Linked DNA regions of Homo sapiens: region 1 is linked to region 2. A link is a loop called in an ENCODE intact Hi-C map of the cell type or tissue named here. Cell type or tissue: MCF 10A. All regions are shown on one strand.

What was found. Peaks named below come from ENCODE experiments on the same cell type or tissue, not always from the same donor. Only the 100,000 strongest peaks of a DNase experiment are listed, where the experiment ranks them.
Region 1: a loop joins it to region 2, with 6 times the contacts of the local background. A loop is called at or near these places in 1 of 110 quality-filtered maps.

What each region holds. Positions count from the first base shown.
Region 1 is chr6:100,805,051-100,809,050 of GRCh38, reverse strand. ASCC3 (activating signal cointegrator 1 complex subunit 3) reads left to right here. Exons shown (of 42, transcript NM_006828.4): 5 at 3,171-3,291. Among named protein-coding and RNA genes, the nearest start is that of ASCC3, 74 kb to the left of the region's middle. In MCF 10A, no CTCF peak of the experiment used is centred here; no DNase peak of the experiment used is centred here.
Region 2 is chr6:100,922,711-100,926,710 of GRCh38, reverse strand. The region is part of intron 2 of LOC107984041 (a long non-coding RNA gene); the gene reads right to left. Among named protein-coding and RNA genes, the nearest start is that of ASCC3, 43 kb to the right of the region's middle. In MCF 10A, no CTCF peak of the experiment used is centred here; a DNase peak (open chromatin) is centred at 1,940.

The sequences.
Region 1 (4,000 bases), 120 kb after region 2:
ATCCTGCAGGCTCCGTTCATAGTAAGTGCTCTTTCAAGTATACAGTTATACCATTTTTTATCTTTTGTACAGTAGTTTTTACTGTATCTTGTCCGTGTTTACATATGGTTAGATACACCAATACTTACCATTGCATGTCAGTGGACTCCAGTATTCAGTATAGTAGCATGGTGTACAGGTTGGTAGCCTAAGATAAATAGGCTACACCATATAGTCTAGCTGTGTAGTATACTGCCTCATCTAGGTTTGTGTAATTACACTCTATGATGTTCCCACAAAATCACCTAGTGGTGCATTTCTCAGGATATGTGTTGTTAAGTGACACATGATTACATATATTTATTCATTTTAAAATAACAATAATAATAGAAGTTAGCAGTTTGATGAAAATTAACTATATTTTCCAAAACTGTAAAATATAGAAAGAAAAGTATCATTATTTTACATTTTTGCAATCTTTTTAATATCTGGTTTAATAGAAAGCAGATTCTCATACCTGCTTCTGTAATCAATCTGCTATGATATATATTTTTGGTTTAAGCCTACAAAGGGAATCCAGGCTCACATAGATACACAGTTAGAAAAGAGAATAATATTTTAAAAGCGTTTTCAAATAATTTTTAATATTCTTTTTTGATACTAAATTAAAACTTGACAAGCAGTAGTTTCTTGCAGTTTAGTTACAATGAAAATCTGGCATATCAATGAATTTTTATGCTAGGTTTTGTGAAAATCTATTGGTCTCATTTTTAATGGATTTTTTTACCCATGTATAATTTTATAACATCATATATGAGTCTTTTGGAAAATAATTGATTGAGTGAGTTATGCAAATCTTCTGAATGTTGACGCATTTGATTATATAATAGAAAAAGAATTCATTCATTAATATTATCACTGGTATCATCAGAAAAGTCTTAAGTATTGGGAAATGGTCAAATTTACAGTGGTGGATACAGTTTTTCAAAATTCTAATTTTCTCTTGAAACCTTGCATTTTAGCATTGGCAACAAATACATTCAGTTGTTTTCCTTTGTGTAGGAGGCTCACTTTCATTTTTGAGAAAATGTTTGTCAGATACCCTAATCTGAATAATCAATTTGTTTTTAGCCTTTATTTCAAATCAAAATGATGTTACATAGAAAGCCTCTTCACTAGCAATTTTATACATACTTTTATAAAATTTTTACAAAATACTTTTATACATAACATTTATTCTATATATAGTAGGAGTAATTTTATACATACTTCCCCTTTTGTCACACAGAATATTAAAAAAGATACATACTCATGATATGAAATTTACAAAACTGATAATTTTTATTGCATTACTTACGGACATTCTTAAGTGAAGTTGGCTTTGTGTTGTTGTTGTTTGTATTTGTGCTTGTATGACAGTGAAGAATACAATCATTACTAATTTATTTGACACTATTAGCTTGATTTATGCTAAGGCACCAGCAGTTTTACCCACCATTGCTTTTGCACCATCAGTACAAATGTCACCAGAATGAGAAAGGCAAATAATAGCTAAGTATTATCATGAAAATAATTTTGACCATGTGGGCCCCCTAAGTGTCCGGGACTTCTAGGACTCCATATGTCATACTTTGTTGATGGATAATTCTTTGCGGAAGTATGGAGGGTAAGGGAACACAGACATTATGTCTTGTCTACCAGCATCCTTTATCCTTGTCTGTCCTAAACCCTTTCTGCCACATATTATTAATATCTTTTTTTTGAGGGGAGGGAGGGTGGGTGTCACAAGTTATATATTTACTTTCATATTTCTTGACCATTTTCCTGTTATCTTGCTTCTTTACTGCTTCCTCTGCTGTTTCCCTGTACAAGTTTCTTAACTTCAATTAATGTCTTTTATATTACCGAATTTGGTATCTTTTTTATTACAATATATTGCATATTCATTTCAGGGTCACAGTTTTCTGGAAAATATTCAACAGTGTTAATATAGTGCAGTGGAGAGTTCTTTAGGCTTGGATTCAGATAGATGTCATTTTAGAAAACACTACTATTAGTTGTAACTTTGGCCAATTTGTGTAAATTTTCTAAAGCTTTATTTTCTTAAGTCCAAAAATAACAATAATAATACCTTAATTTGAAAGTAGTATTAGGAGGATTTGCTTGATAGGATTAGCAAAATGCCTATCATAGTACCTGGCATATAATGTGTTCAATAAAAAGTACTGGCCAATAGAATTAAAATTGATTGGACAGGACTATTCTTAATAATTCATTTTGTTTCTTTTGTTGTCCCTTTGTGTGCATAACTTCAGTAAAATGAACAGCAAAAAGAAAATATTTATTAAACTTTTAATGTCCATATACACAAAGTAAATTTTTATTTTATGGTTTTATTTGTGTGGATTCTCTGAGAATGGTTAGAATTTGGTTAATATGACATCTTCATATGCAAAATTAGAGCATTATATTTCTAAACAAGAAATATATACATGTATCTTCCCAGATCATACTCGCGGAAACCTAGAGACTTCCTAGAATAGTTATATTGTGCAATTATGTGGTTGAAACTCTGAATCCTAACACTGGTTCTCTAACTCTGACATCAACTTAATCTTTGGTAACTACTCTGCATAGGAGAGTGGGATATGCTTCGGAAATTTTCATAAAGTTATGTAAAGCACTTGCAGCACTTTGTTTTAGATTTCAGACTTATTTAGCATTTAAAATACATGTAAAAAATTGGCACGAAGTCATGATTCATTAAAACATTCTAATGGTTCTTTAACGCTAAAAATTACACTGTTGTATAGTAGTTGTAAGAAAAATAGTACTCTGGACTCTATTTGGGAAAACCAGAATGATATGTTGAAGAGCAAATTAAATTATTTTAGAATTTCATTTGGTTATACCAAGAATTTGTTATTCTGTGATTTGGAGTTATATATTCAAATCGTAATTTTTAAAAATTGAATAATGTTTTTTAATTATGTAATTGCAGAAAGCCTTTATAAAGCTTCTTGGCAATGTGAAGAGTCATTTTTCTTAGTTTAAGGTACCATTTTTATTAAATTTTTTGAGTATTTCTATATTAGTTTGGCTTTACACCTCTGTTGAATAGGTTGTTAATAACTTGAAAAAGTTAAACTTTGAGATAACTGATGTTTGTTACTTTTTTCTCTTTTTATAAGCTATTTGAACTGCTGGGACCTGAAGGACTTGAACTTATTGAGAAACTCCTCCAGAACAGAATTACAATTGTGGATAGATTTCTTAATTCTTCAAATGATCATAGGTTTCAGGCTCTTCAAGGTAAGAAAGTATGCAGTGGTCATTGTAATTTAAAGGAAATATTCATTGGTTAGCAAATGTTTTTAATGTAATTACATTTTAAAATATGTTTTGGTCTGTTATATAATTTACTGATATTACTCTGTTAAATAGATTTTAGATATGGCATATTATGAAAAAACGTAAGTGATCTAAATAGGAGGGCAGTGTTTGGGTATGGCAGTTTTTGGTAAAAGTTAAAACTACTTAGAATACACAACTTTCTTCTTTTATTTTGCATATAGGAGGTACACGTGCAGGTTTGTTGCATGAGTATATTGTTTGATGCCAAGGTTTGGGATATGGATTCTGTCACCCAAGTGATGAACATAGTTCTTGACAGGTAGTTTTTTAGCCCTTTCCCTACTCCCTCTCGCTCCCCTTTTGGAATCCCTAGTGTCTGTTGTTTCCATCTTTGTGTCTGTGTGTACCCAATGTTTAGCTCTCACTTACAAGTGAGAACACGAGGTATTTGGTTTTCTACGTTAATTCGCTTAGGATAATGGCCTCCAGCTGCATTCATATTGTTGCAAAGGACATCATATAGTCATGATTAATTAAAACATTCTAATGGTTCTTTAACTGTAAAATGACAGCTGTTATGTAGTAAGTTGTAAGAAAAATATTACTATGGACTCAATTCAGGAAACAGAACAATTTCTTCTTTTTATGGCTACGTAGTGTTCCATGG
Region 2 (4,000 bases):
TCTATACAACAAACCCCCATGACACATGTTTACCTATGTAACAAACCTTTACATGTACCCCCAAACCTAAAATAAAAGTTAAAAAAAAGATTGGAATAGTTGAAGCATGATTAATAGTGATTAATTATATAATCAAAATTCAAAAGACAGGTTATATTTGATTATTTACTTACAATACCATAGCTCAAGTAAATAGTCAACTGTGACTTAAAAAAATTATTTATTTCCAACTGACTTCTACCACTGAAGGCTTAAGTTTCTGATAATGGGTATCGCTCTTTTAAAGTCCTCGCCTGAAAAAGTGGTAAATCTCCCCACAAACTTCTTAAACGTAAGCTCAGGGGCCACAATATAGAAACATGGGATTATTATTTTTTAAAAAAAGAAAAGCCAATAACACCACATAAAATTAAATAGAAAACTGACAGTAGTGAAAATTCTGCCAAATGAACAAACCTCAATTTCACATATTTTTTAATGGAAGTATATTTCATGGTAAAGGCCCGGTCTCAGTTACATGGCTCTCCACTGGCATTCTCCCTCTGTGCCACAGGAGTAGCCTCCTGTGGCTATTCAAAACCTTCTGTGGGCATAAGCTACTCTGAAAAGATGTTTTATTTTGTTTATTTGTCTTGTACTAGGTCTTTATCTACTATCTCCTGTAGCTTCCTCTGCTTTAGAAGGAGATATCACCAAATGTAATCTCAAGTGTATTACTGAGAAGCATTCCACTGCAATATCTTCCATAATTTGTTTATCCATTCGCCTTTTAATAGACATTTGAGTGGTTTCTAGGTCTTATCTATTGCAAATAACACTACTGTAAACATTTGTGTCCCTGTATTTGTGTGGACACTTGCTTTTCTTTTTTAAGAGATGAGGTCTCCCTATGTTGCCCAGGCTAGAGGGCAGTGGCCATTCACAGGCACAATCATATGACACTGTGGAACTCCATGGCTCAAGTGATTCCCCCACCTCAGCCTCCCAGGTAGCTGGGACTACAGGCTTGCACCACTGTGCTTGGCTATTTCTCTTGAGTGAATAGCTAGAAATGAAATTGTTGGATCACATGAAGGATGTATGTTCAGCTTCTTAAGAAACTGTCAAACTGCTGTCAAAAGTGGTTATACCATGTTATATTCCCATCAACAGTGTATATGAGTTCCGTTTCCTAAACATCTTTGCCAAAATCAGTCTTTTTAAATTTTAGCCATTCCAGTAGGTGTGTAATGGAATCACATTGTGAATTTAATTTGCACATCCCTTATTACTAATGATGTTGAGCATTTTTCATGTGCTTATTGGCCATTTGAATATCTTCTTTAGTGAAGTGTCTTTTCAAATGTTTTTGCTCATTTCTGGGAATTGTTTTTTTACTGTTAAGTTTTGAAAGATTTTTATATATTCTGGCCAAGAGTCATGTATCAAATACATGATTTGAAAATGTTGTCTACCAATTCATGTCTTTCATTTTCCAAGCAGCTTCCTCTGCAGAGCAAAAGTTGTTAATTTTGATGAAGTCCAATTTATCAATTTATGTTAATGAATGGTGATTTTGGTGTCATATCCAAGAAAGTATTATGTAACCCAGTGTTATCTCCTATATTTTTCTGTGCCTATTTAGATGAATCATGTAATTTTTCTTTTTAGTTTGTTAATGTGGTAAATTACATCAATTGTTTTTCAAATGTTTACTCAATCTTGCATTCCTGGAATAAACCTCACCTAGTCATTCTGTATTATCTTTTTTACATAGTTTTTATTAGATTTGCAAAAAAAAAAAGTTTTGTTTAACAATTGCTATATATGATTATAAGAAATAGTGATCTGTAGTTTTATTTCCTTGTAATATCTTTTTTTTTTTTGTCTTTTTAATTAAGACACGGTCTCACTCTGTCACCCGGAGGGCAGTTGCACAATCATGGCTCAGCTCACTGCAACTCGACCTCCCGAGCTTGGGTGATCTTTCCATTGTCAGCCTACGTGCGCATGCCACCACGCCCAATTTTTTTGTGTTTTTTGTAGAGATGGGATTTTGTCGTGTTGCCCAGGCTGGTCTCAAATTCTGGGACTCAAGCCATCTACCCACGTTAACCTCCCAAAGAGGCTTCCTAATTTATTCTGTAAGGCCAAAAAGTACTCTTATTCCTAAACAACAACAACAACAAAAAGGTATTAATACCCAAAGTACTCATATACACAAACAAAAATTAAATATTTTTCTTTGTTTGACTATAAGAGTACTTTTGGCCTCATAGAATGAATTAGGAAGTATCCCCCATTTTCAGTTTTCTGGAAGAGTTTGTGGGGAATTGGTATTATTTCTTCCTTAAATGTTTGTTGGAATTCACCAATGAAACCAGCTGGAACTGAAGTTTTCATTGTAGTAAAGTTGTTCACTACAAATTCTATGTCTTTAATAGACATAGGGCTATTCAGTTTATTTCTTCTTTAATGAGTTTGGTGGTCTGTGTCTTTGAAGGAATTTGTTCATTTGATCTGAGTTGTCTAATTTATTGGCATAATGTTCATAATTGTTAAGTCAGAAACTGTCAAAGGTCAGAGATCTTATCCTGCTTGCAAGCCAATAAGTTAGCCTGCCACAGTTTTATAGACATATAGATTTAGCTATCTTGACAGGAGAAAAAATGTTTTTTGGATAAGACAAATAAGTTATTATTTACAGCAAAAACAGCCAGAGCAGCTTCTTTCCGGAAAGAAAGACGCTTTCTGGAACAATTTCCCCAGCTCCAGTCTCCATGGGCCAACATGATTGAGAGTGAGATATTACTTGTGCATGTAACAGAAATGCATCCAAGGAGAGGAATTCTAAACTTATGAGGTTCAGAGCTTATATAGGGACTGCTGTATATATGCCTATTTTCATTTCCAGAGAGAAAAAGAGAGGGTATGTTTTATTCTGAAATGTAAACAAATCCTCTTCAGGAAAGAAGGGGAAGATCTTTATCTTTATTATTTTGGAATGTAAGCAAATGTCTCGACAGGAGACAAATCTCTAAATTTCCAGCTTTCAAGTCCCTTGCTATTCAGACATTATCCCTTGCTTTAAAGATATGAATCATAAAGAAATGTGAAAATGTTCATGGAGAATTGTCTGCCAACATCAAATACCATACATCCTATTATAAACACAACAAACTCCTGTCCTCAGGGGAGGCCATTCAAAAATCCATCTGGCTACTACATCAAGAGGCAATGTCATAAGACCACTATTATCTAGAGGATGTCCAGGACCCTGTAATTTGAGTAGAGGAATCTGATTCAAATATATACATTCATTCCATCTTGTGGCCATGCAACCCCTAGGGTCCCATTATCTCTACAATCTAGGATGAAGTTCCACATCCAGTTTCCAATCAGAAGAAGAAAAAGAATGTCAGAAAGGCCTAGCTTCTCTCTTAAAGGACTGTGGTAGGCAGCCTCCAAGATGCACCGCCACCACCAGTGAATTCCACCTCTGGGTAGCCACACTTCTTCTGTAGTACTCTCCCACATTGAAAGGAGCTGACCTGTATAACCAATCTGATATTGTGGCAATGACCACATACAACTTTTGAGGCCAGGTCACAAAAGATACTGCAGCTTCTGCCTTCCTCTCTTGGGTCACTTGCTATGGGCAAAGACAGCTGTCATGTTATGAAGACACTCAGGTAGTCTTTTCAGGAGATGCATGTGGAGAAAAAAAAAAAAAACCCGAGGTATCCTGCCAAAGGCCATGTAAATAAGTCATTTTGGAAGTGAAACCTCAAGTCCCAGCAAAGCCTTCAGATGACTGCAGCCCCATTGCCATCTTGACTACAACCAAGACCGTGATCTAGAACCATTCAGCAAAGCCAATTCTGAATTTGCAACTCCATAGAAACTGTATGAAATGTTTATTGTTATTTTAGGCTATCATTTGTATAGCAAGAGATAACTAATATAATGGTATTCATTACTTCCATTCACATTTCACTGGTAAAAATTTACTTGGACCACA